Linked DNA regions of Homo sapiens: region 1 is linked to region 2. The links are chromatin contacts, found by Hi-C or POLR2A ChIA-PET in ENCODE. All regions are on one chromosome and are shown on one strand. The core of a region is the stretch at or near the end of the contact, and the rest is flanking DNA. Distances in the headings are between cores, read along the strand shown.

Evidence for each region. A loop is a pair of places that touch in the nucleus more often than their neighbours do. ChIA-PET counts read pairs that join two places held with the same protein, here RNA polymerase II (POLR2A). Pooled maps may share reads with other maps.
Region 1: a pooled map shows a loop between it and region 2 (6-fold over the local background). The contact joins the promoter of MTPAP here to the promoter of SVIL-AS1 in region 2. A Hi-C loop is called at or near these places in 3 of 50 pooled maps. POLR2A ChIA-PET finds 5 or more read pairs at or near these places in 2 of 52 experiments (A549 and WTC11).

What each region holds. Positions count from the first base shown.
Region 1 is chr10:30,346,836-30,351,443 of GRCh38, forward strand. It overlaps MTPAP (mitochondrial poly(A) polymerase), which reads right to left and starts at 2,443. Exons shown (of 9, transcript NM_018109.4): 1 at 2,284-2,443. The coding sequence starts at 2,440. RefSeq lists enhancers at 923-1,423, 2,005-2,104, 2,115-2,184, 2,235-2,284, 2,315-2,454.
Region 2 is chr10:29,408,213-29,412,641 of GRCh38, forward strand. It overlaps SVIL-AS1 (SVIL antisense RNA 1), which reads left to right and starts at 1,322. Exons shown (of 3, transcript NR_110927.1): 1 at 1,322-1,446. LOC105376474 (a long non-coding RNA gene) reads right to left here and starts at 1,241. Exons shown (of 3, transcript XR_930787.3): 1 at 33-1,241. RefSeq lists a silencer at 1,704-1,843.

The DNA of each region.
Region 1 (4,608 bases), core at 1,193-3,692, 940 kb after region 2:
AAGGGTGGGCATGTGATCAATCGGAAGCCGCAAGCATGTGAACGTGGAGCTGCTGGTGACCATCACCCCCATCATCAACATCCCATGTAGAAGAGCCCAAGATTATAAGGCCACCAAAAAACAGCTAAGGAAAATGAAAATATCTCACACTGACCACGTCAAACCAATTGACCTTAAAGTATGATATATGTCTCTTTCTGGAGTTTGGTTACACAGATTGGTATAGTCTCCCTTTTCTACTTAAGCTATTTTGAGTTAGTTTCTGTTACCTGTATCAGAAAGAATCCCGAATAATACACCATGTACTCTTATTGTCTTTCTACTACAGCTCTTTCCACTACTAACATGAAACCTATGTCAAAACTAAGACCAACCTGGAAATGGGAAATTAACAGATTTTAGCTCACTATAAATATTTTTCAACCATTAGAGGCTGACCAAAAATGGAATTGACTGATTTATGCAACAATGTTCCTTATTGCTATAAACTGGTAATGAATCCTCACACTGAATGAAAAACTGAATTGGATATTTCTCAAGTTCCTTCCAATTATAAAATCACATGCTTCTAGGTGAGTATAAGGTGTACTTAACTGTCCTTCTTTAAAATGGTAAAGACATCCAAATGAGGATTTTGTTATTTCCTGCAAGAATCCCTGAATATTTAGTCGTATTATTCTAATGACACAAAATGAAACATTTCCTTAAAAAAGAAAAATAGCAAAGCTACAGTAAATGAAGAGTATAGTCTTGGAATTAGAAGTGAGTTTTACTGGCTGGGCGCGGTGGCTCACGCCTGTAATCCCAGCACTTTGGGAGGCCAAGGCAGGCAGATCACCTGAGTCTGGAGTTCAAGATCAGCCTGGCCAACATGGTGAAACCCCATCTCTACTAATAACACAAAAATTAGCCAGGCGTGGTGCCACGTGCCTGTAATCCCAGCTACTCGGGAGGCTGAGGCAGGAGAATCACTTAAACCCGGGAGGCCAAGGTTGCCGTGAGCCAAGATCGTGCCATTGCACTCCAGCCTGGGTGACAGAGCAAGACTTCGTCCCGAAAAAGAAAAAAAAAAAACAGTGGGTTTTTTAATTTTTGCCACCGAATAGCTGAGTTTAGCTTGAACTACTCAAGCTACCCTTGGACTACCCTGTTCCCTCATCTATAAAATGGAGTAACAGTTATTTCCTTCCACACCTACGCTACAGGGTTGTTTCATATATCAAAGAGCATATGAACATACTCTCAAATTTAAACACCCATACAAATGTTAAATTACAATAGCTTTTTTGGCAGAATCCTTACTCAAATTTTCAGCGTTACTTAGAAATGTTCAACAGAAGTAGCTTCCACTAAATACAATCCAATCAATATTTGAATGAAATACATAAAGATTTCTCACTGCCTGCCAATGTAAGTCTTTTATACAGTCTGATAAAGACACCAGCTTATTTTAGGGAAAAAATAGCTCCAAGGAATCGTAGAAGTCAATACATTTTGTTTAATAATTTGACTAGAAGTCTAAATTAACTGAGCTAGTGACCTTGCCTAAGTTATTTACCTCTTTGAACCATTTTCTACATCTGTAAAATGGACACAGTGATACATTTCTTGCAAGATCGTTTTAAGAACTGTAAATAGAATACACAAGCTCTTGAGTCACAAGAGAGGTTCAATAACACTGGCTTCTCAATACACAAAGAAGCATATAAATGTAGAACGAACGCGGGACAACAGCCTGTTGCAGTGAATCCAAATCTGTTACCAGACTGATTTGGTTCAAAATGGCCAAAAAGAATAAAGTAAACGGCAGTACATTTCATAGACAGAACCCTATGTCTAGGAACCAAGAATCCTCTTGATTCATCAGGCTACAATATAACTCGGCCTCCAGCAACAACTTAATGTATCAAAATCAGAAATATACGTACACGATGCAGCGACTGGCTCAGGTGTGTAGCATTACTATCATTGGGAACACTATTTCGTCAAACTGTAAAGTGCAAGCAAACTGGGTTCCTGACCTGAATTTCATGGAAGTCTAAACAACTCCATTACTGTACACAGGAGTCGCCCCAAACAAACATCACACATCTCACTTCTGCCTCAGCAACGGCGGCGACCCTGGGTTCCCCTACAGAGATCAGAGGAGAGGAGAGGACAGGACACAGCCCCACCCTCTTGCCAAAGGGTCCACAGCCGTTTCCACAGGCCACGTGTTTCCCCGTGATCCCAGACTCCTCGCCCGCTGTGGGACGGAACTACAGGGCAAACCGGCGCCATCACCTGTCTCCACGCTCCCTGAAGGCTGCTCGTCTCTCCTAAGGTCTTTGGCCACAGTTCCTGGGCAACTCAAAAGCCTGACGATAGGCCGCTGGACTCGAGTTCTTCTCCGGGCACACAGGTTCAAACGGGTCAAGAGCCCCACGCCGGGAACCGCCATTGCTAAAAAAAAAAAAAAAAAAAAAACAGCACTAGCGCGAAGCTGAAAGGTCAGCGCGTTTTCGCGCATGCGTCGGGGGGGAGGGGGGGGGCAAAAGAAATGGGAAGCCTCGAGGGTCAAACTAGGCGAAAGAAGTTCGCTTTTAGAGGAAGAGAGGAAATTGAGGCCGGAAAGAAGATACCTAAGCTTTCAGACATGGTTTACTTCCACAGTCACACAATTTACCAAATGAAAAGTTCCATAGAAGGAGCGCTCCACCTACTCTTGTAAATAGCATCATGAAAATAGAACCAGAGCCCGGGCGCGGTGGCTCATGCCTGTAATCCCAGCACTTTGAGAGGCTGAGGGAGGTGAATCTCCTGACGTTACGGGTTCGAGACCAGCCTGGCTAACATGGCGAAACCTTGTCTCTACTAAAAAATACAAAAAAATTAGCTGGGCGTGATTACATGCCTGTAATCCCAGCTACTTGGGAGGCTGAGGCACGAGAATCACTTGAACCCAGGAGGCGAAGGTTGCAGTGAGCCGAGATCGCGCCACTGCACTTAAGCCTGTGCAACAGAGCGTGACCCTGTCTCAAAAAAAAAAAAAAAAAAAAAGTTAAAATAATGGAAAGGCTTTTAACCTCTCTGAAAGGGGCACCAGGAGCAGGCAGGGCATCATCATCTTCCTTGAACCATGTGAGGACATTTTACAACCTCTGCCAATATGCCTCAATTCAAATTAAAATTCAAGTGGTTTTGCCAGCCCCTCCTCCAAGTGAGAGGTACATACCTCATCTTAAAGCCATACGAAAGGCATTGGAGAGGACTGGTTCAGTCTTCTCATTTTGGACATGAGAAAGTGGGGCACAGATCAGACAACGACTGGCTATAGGTCACACCTGGGGAGTCAAAGTTTAAAGTCAGAGCTCTGCCCTTGATTCAAGGCTCCTCCTCAGTGCCTGTGTCATAACCAGTGGCCCTTGCTCGGGTGCCTGGGAAAAGGACATACGAAACAGTGCAAAGAAGCCTGCAACTGAAGGCAGCCTCCCCGGGGGAATACACTGCTGCTGGAGGCGAAAGGAAAAGCAAGGGGCCTCGCAATCGGAGCGTGAGAGAGGACAAACCAGCACCGGAACTGACTAGCCAGCTCTGTGTTAGCATGGTGCTATTGCCTTGCAGGTATTTTCCTTTTTAATCATCTCAACAAATCTGAGTGATTAAACCCATTTCATGGATGAGAACACGGAGGCTTAGAGACAGTAAGTAACTTGTCTAAGGTGGCCTCATTAGAAGTTGGCTGTGCTGGCTGGGTGTGGTGGCTCACGCCTGTAATCCCAGAACTTTGGGAGACCAAGGCGGGAGGATCACCTGAGGTCAGGAATTCCAGACCAGCCTGGCCAACATAGCGAAACCCTGTCTCTACTACAAATACAAACATTAGCCAGGTGTGGTGGTGGGCACCTGTAATCCCAGCTACTTGGGAGGCTGAGGCAGGAGAATCACTTGAACCCAGGAGGCAGAGGTTTCAGTGAGCCAAGATTGTGCCACTGCACTCCAGCCTGGCAACAGAGCAAGACTCTGTCTCAAAAAAAAAGTTGGCTGTGCCATTTGACCCCAGGTCAGTCCCCAGATCCTGGGCCTTCCACTCGGACACACACTCAAGGCCACCCTCAGGCCACACAGAGTCCTGCCACTCCCACATGGATGTTGAAGAATCTCAAAGTTAGATAGAAGTATATTTGATTTTGATACTTCCAAGGAAAGTCCTGCGTAAGCAATGAGTTTGGGGATGGATGTGAGGACTTTTTAATTTTTGTGGGGGATATTTAATCCCTTTAGCAGAATAAAATGTTCTCCAGCCACTTGGCAGTAGGTACTTTTTTTTTATTTTATTTTTTGAGACAGAGTCTTGCTCTGTCGCTCAGGGTAGAATGCGTTAGTGCAATCTCAGCTCACTGCATCCTCCTCCTCCTGGATTCAAGCAATTCTCCTGCCTCAGCCTCCCAAGTAGTTGAGATTACAGGCACCTGCCATTATGCCCGGCTAATTTTCGTATTTTTGTAGAGACAGGTTTTCACCATGTTGCCCAGGCTGGTCTTGACCTCCTGAACTCAGGTGATCCACCCACCTCGGCCTCCCAAAATGTTGGGATTACAGACGTGAGCCACTGCACCCAGTTGAAAG
Region 2 (4,429 bases), core at 72-2,571:
GAGAGGCCAGAAGTCTGGTAAGAAATTCTTACCTTTTGCCAGTATGCCAGGCTTTTGGATTCCTCGGAGATGCTGGAGGAATCTGCATATTTTCAGTAGGATGTGCAGGGAAGGCCTCCTTAAGAAGGCAACATTTGAGCAAAGATCTGAAGTAGGCAAAGAAGCCATTTGGATATCTGGTAAAAGAGCTTTTCCAGATATTTAACAAATAATTTCCTAACTTATTCTACGTTTTATTTTTTGTTTTTGAGACACGGTATCTCTCACTCTGTCGCCCAGGCTGGAGTGCAGTGGTACAATCTCTGCTCACTGCAACTTCCACCTCTTAAGATTCCAGCAATTCTCCTGCCTCCACCTCTTGAGTAGCTAGGATTACAGGTGTGCGCCACCACACCCAGCTAATTTTTGTATTTTTAATAGAGACGGGGTTTCACATGTTAGCCAGGCTGGTCTCGAACTTCTGAGCTCAAATAATCCACCTGCTTAGGCCTCCAAAAGTGCTGGGATTACAGGCATGAGCCACAGCACCCAGCTAAGCTTTATGTGTATGTATTCTTTAATCAAATATCTATTGTATATGACATTAACTGCAGGTATAAGGAGATAAGACAAGATTACGGGTGTTCATTGAGTGCCTGCCATGTACCAGGCACTGTGCTAAGTTTAATGAATGAGGTTTGGTACCTTCACTAATATTTACAACTTAATGCAAGAGGCAAGGTGTAGACATACACCTCCTGCAGTTGGAGTGCAGCAGTTCTTACGAGGAGGAAGAGTTGGTCTGAGGTTGCACCACAAGAAGTTTATATGCACCTGACCTACCTGAAGTCTACACCTCCCTTTCAAGATGAATTAACATGTAAAGGGTGCTCCCCACTCTAACAGAGGGGAAGCCAGCAAGTTAATACCTGATCACACCTTTTATAGAGCACTGTGGTTAACAATCTGCCTTCCCAAAGTAACTCATTTAACCTTCATAACAATAAGAAGCAGTTGTTCTAAGAAGCCTTCGTGTCTCTGTCTGAGATGGAGAAAGGCTCAGAAGGCTGAGCAGTGTGACAAGGTAGAGTTCGACCTAAATTTAAGGTAACAGGATTAAAGCACAGCGCTTTTCGCACAGCAATACAGCTGTTATGAGCATTTGCTGAAATAAAACAGCTTGATATTCTCCTGACTCAGTCCTCTCCCACTGACAAGACAGAAAGAGAGCTGGGTTGAGGTCGGGGCGGATTCAGAGCCCACCGTGTCAGCAAAGACACATAAGGAACTCGCCCTCCGGAAAGACGCGGGGGAATTCTGGGAGTGCGCGGCCTTGGAGCGCGCACATGCGCGGCAGCTCCCGCTGCTGAATAGCTGAGAGGCGCACCCGGGCGGCCAGCTGGGCTCGGAGTGCAGCGGGGTTAGGATGGACGAGGACGTGTTGCACCCTGAAGAGCCTCATCATCGGTGAGAGTGGGGTGGGCAAGTCCAGGTGAGGCGGGCGTGCGGGCTGTGATGAGGGTGGCTGGGCTCTTTCTGCCTCCGTAGCCGCTGTCTCTTGGGCCGCGGTGGGAACTGTCAACCGCTGCAAGTGTCCACGATGGCGGCCGGGCTCGGGCCGGCTCCGCCCGCGCCCTCCTCGGCCTCTGGGCCGCGCTCTCCCGCGACGTTTGCTTTCCTCTCCCCACCCGCGCCTGCCTGTTCCCGGCCTCTGCCACGCCCAAGTTCTCTGGGTCGCTCTCCCTCCTGTGGCGCCGAGAAAACACCATTCCGAGGGCCGCCGCTCGGCCGGCCGGTTTGCTGCGCGGAGCTCAGGGCGTGGCGGGCTGGTTTGGGCCCGAATCCGGCCGGGGGCGCCTCGCCTCGAGCCCCTCGGGGTTCAGGCTGCCTGCCACCCCGAGACCCAGAAGACGTAACTTTCCCGCTTGAGGGTTTCTGTGGGGCCTTCTCTAAATACATAATGTCCTCGGGAAGTTTCGTGATGCCTTAGGACCCATTCCTGGCCTGTTTGGGCGCAGCTTAATGTCGCTTCTTTTACTTTTTTATTAGTCGTCTGTGAAAGAACAGCTGGATCTTGTGAAGTGCTGGAAATTTTCTCTTTAGTGTAAGTGGTCCACGGCTGAAGCAGTCGGACCACCTTTGAAAATAACGTGTAATTGTTATTTCTCATTTTGCCACATCCTGTGGAGACAAAAGATTAGTGTTGTGTCTTTTCATTTTTTATTTTTCTTCTTGGGGAAAATAATATTGACAATGGAGTTGAGTATAAGGTAAGACATGGATCTAGGTGGATGTTGCTAGAGGGTTGTGATTTCATCGAGGTCTTGGAACAGAGTTCAGGTGAAGTCATTCTTGCCATCTGATTATGAGTAGGTTATGTTCAAGGCCGTCCTAATCCTTAAACCACATTTACACTCCAGGGGCTGTAATCAGTTTCATATTTTAGCTATACCTTCTGATACACATATTTTTTTTTTTTTTTTTTTTTTTTTTTTGTGACGGAGTCTCGCTCTGTTGCCGAGGCTGGAGTGCAGTGGCGAGATCTCAGCTCAGTGCAATCTCCGCCTCCCGGGTTCAAGCGATTCTCCTGCCTCAGCCTCCTGAGTAGCAGGGATTTCAGGTGTGTGTCACCACACCCGGCTAATTTTTGTACTTTAGTAGAGACGGGGTTTCACCATGTTGGCCAGGCTGGTCTCAAACTCCTGACCTCAAGTGATCCACCCGCCTCGGCCTCCCAAAGTGCTGGGATTACAGGCGTGAGCCACCGCGGTTGGCTGATACATATCTTTCAAATAACTTGTTATTCATGTAAAATTTTATAAATGGAAGTATCCTTATACAAAGTAGAATGAAAGCTTTCCTCAGGTAACTTTTAAAATTACAAACCTGCACATTCTGCACATGTATCCCAGAACTTAAAGTATAATAAATAAATAAATAAGATTACAAAGTCCTACTTTTTTAGCTACTTCAGGATTTTAAAGCTTACTATGTAATATATTCTGAATTTTTTTTGTATTTTTAAAGTTTGACAATACATTTTTCCAGTATTCCTCACTTAATGTACTCTATGTCTACTGTAGTCAGAGGGGTTTGCACATACCAAGGAATAGAATAATGAAACACTATGGGTAAGCAAACCAGTATGATTTGTGTGTGTGTATAAAAGGGATGAATAAAATTATTTACCTGATCATCTGTTATTGCATGTACATATTTGAGGGTTAAAAAGTTAATATAATAAAAATTGCCTTAATAGGAATTTTATAATCTTGTGATCTTTCTTTTTCATTTCTCTTTTTTTTCCTTGACATGTTGGTTCTCATGTAAGTTCAGGCATATGAAATTGGCATTTTTGAAGTCACGAATGGTTGGTTGTCATTTCTTGTAGTTCAACCCAATACATGAAATTGGGTTGAAATTGGTTAGCACTTTATGTAAATTTATTGCATGGGTGACAAGTTAGGGTGGTTAAAATTTTCTGGAACGTTAACTGGAGTATATAAATGAGATTCGTTCCCCGTCCCCCGTCCCCGCACCACTGCTTTTTTTTTTTTGAGACAGGGTCTTGTTCTGTCACCTGCTGGAGTGCAGTGGTGTGATCACGGTTCACTGCAGCCTTGACTTGCCTGGCTCAATCGATCCTCCCACCTCAGCCTCCTGAGTAGCTGGGACTACAGGGACGAATCACCATGCCTGGCTAGGGTTTTTTATAGAGACAAGGTGTTGCTGTGTTGCCTAGGCTGTTCTTGAACTCTTGAGCTCAGTGGATCTTCCTGCCCTCAATGGATCTTCGCAAAATGCTGGTATCATAGGCATAAGCCACCATACCCTGCTCTACTTTTAAAATTTTTTTTGTAGATGGGATTTCCCTATGTTGCCCAAGCTAGTCTGGAACTCATGGGCTCACGCCATCCTCCAGCCTTGGCCTCTCAGGGTGCTGGGATTACAGGCATGAGCCATGGCACCCAGCTGAGAGTCCCTTTTTAGAATAAGGTCTGTTAAGTGGGATTTATCAGTCTCTCTACTTCACTCCCCAGAAACAAATGTATTTAGGCCTAATCTTTTTTAAACTTTTTCCTCAATGTGTAGTGGTGGATTATCAACTGCTCACTGCAAAATTTTGGCACTGTATTACCTCTTTCGTGAAAGGACTGCATTTAGTGAGAAAGTTGTCTTATTTGTCTGGCTAGATATACATTATTGGCCTATGTGATATGCTATGGAAAAGAACCTTAAACACTTATCTTTCTGGATAAGGTGGGAATAAATGACTCCACTAAAATAGAAGCCTATACTTTTTAAAGTGAGTTAGTACAGAAACATTTGTCATGGGTGTGACCTTAAAGGGTTGTTTTTACCAAGTTTGTTCTGTTTCTTTATAGAGCTGGAGCTAGTGGAAGTGAAATAGCACTCATGTTGGGGAATTATTGCACAACAAAGGATATCT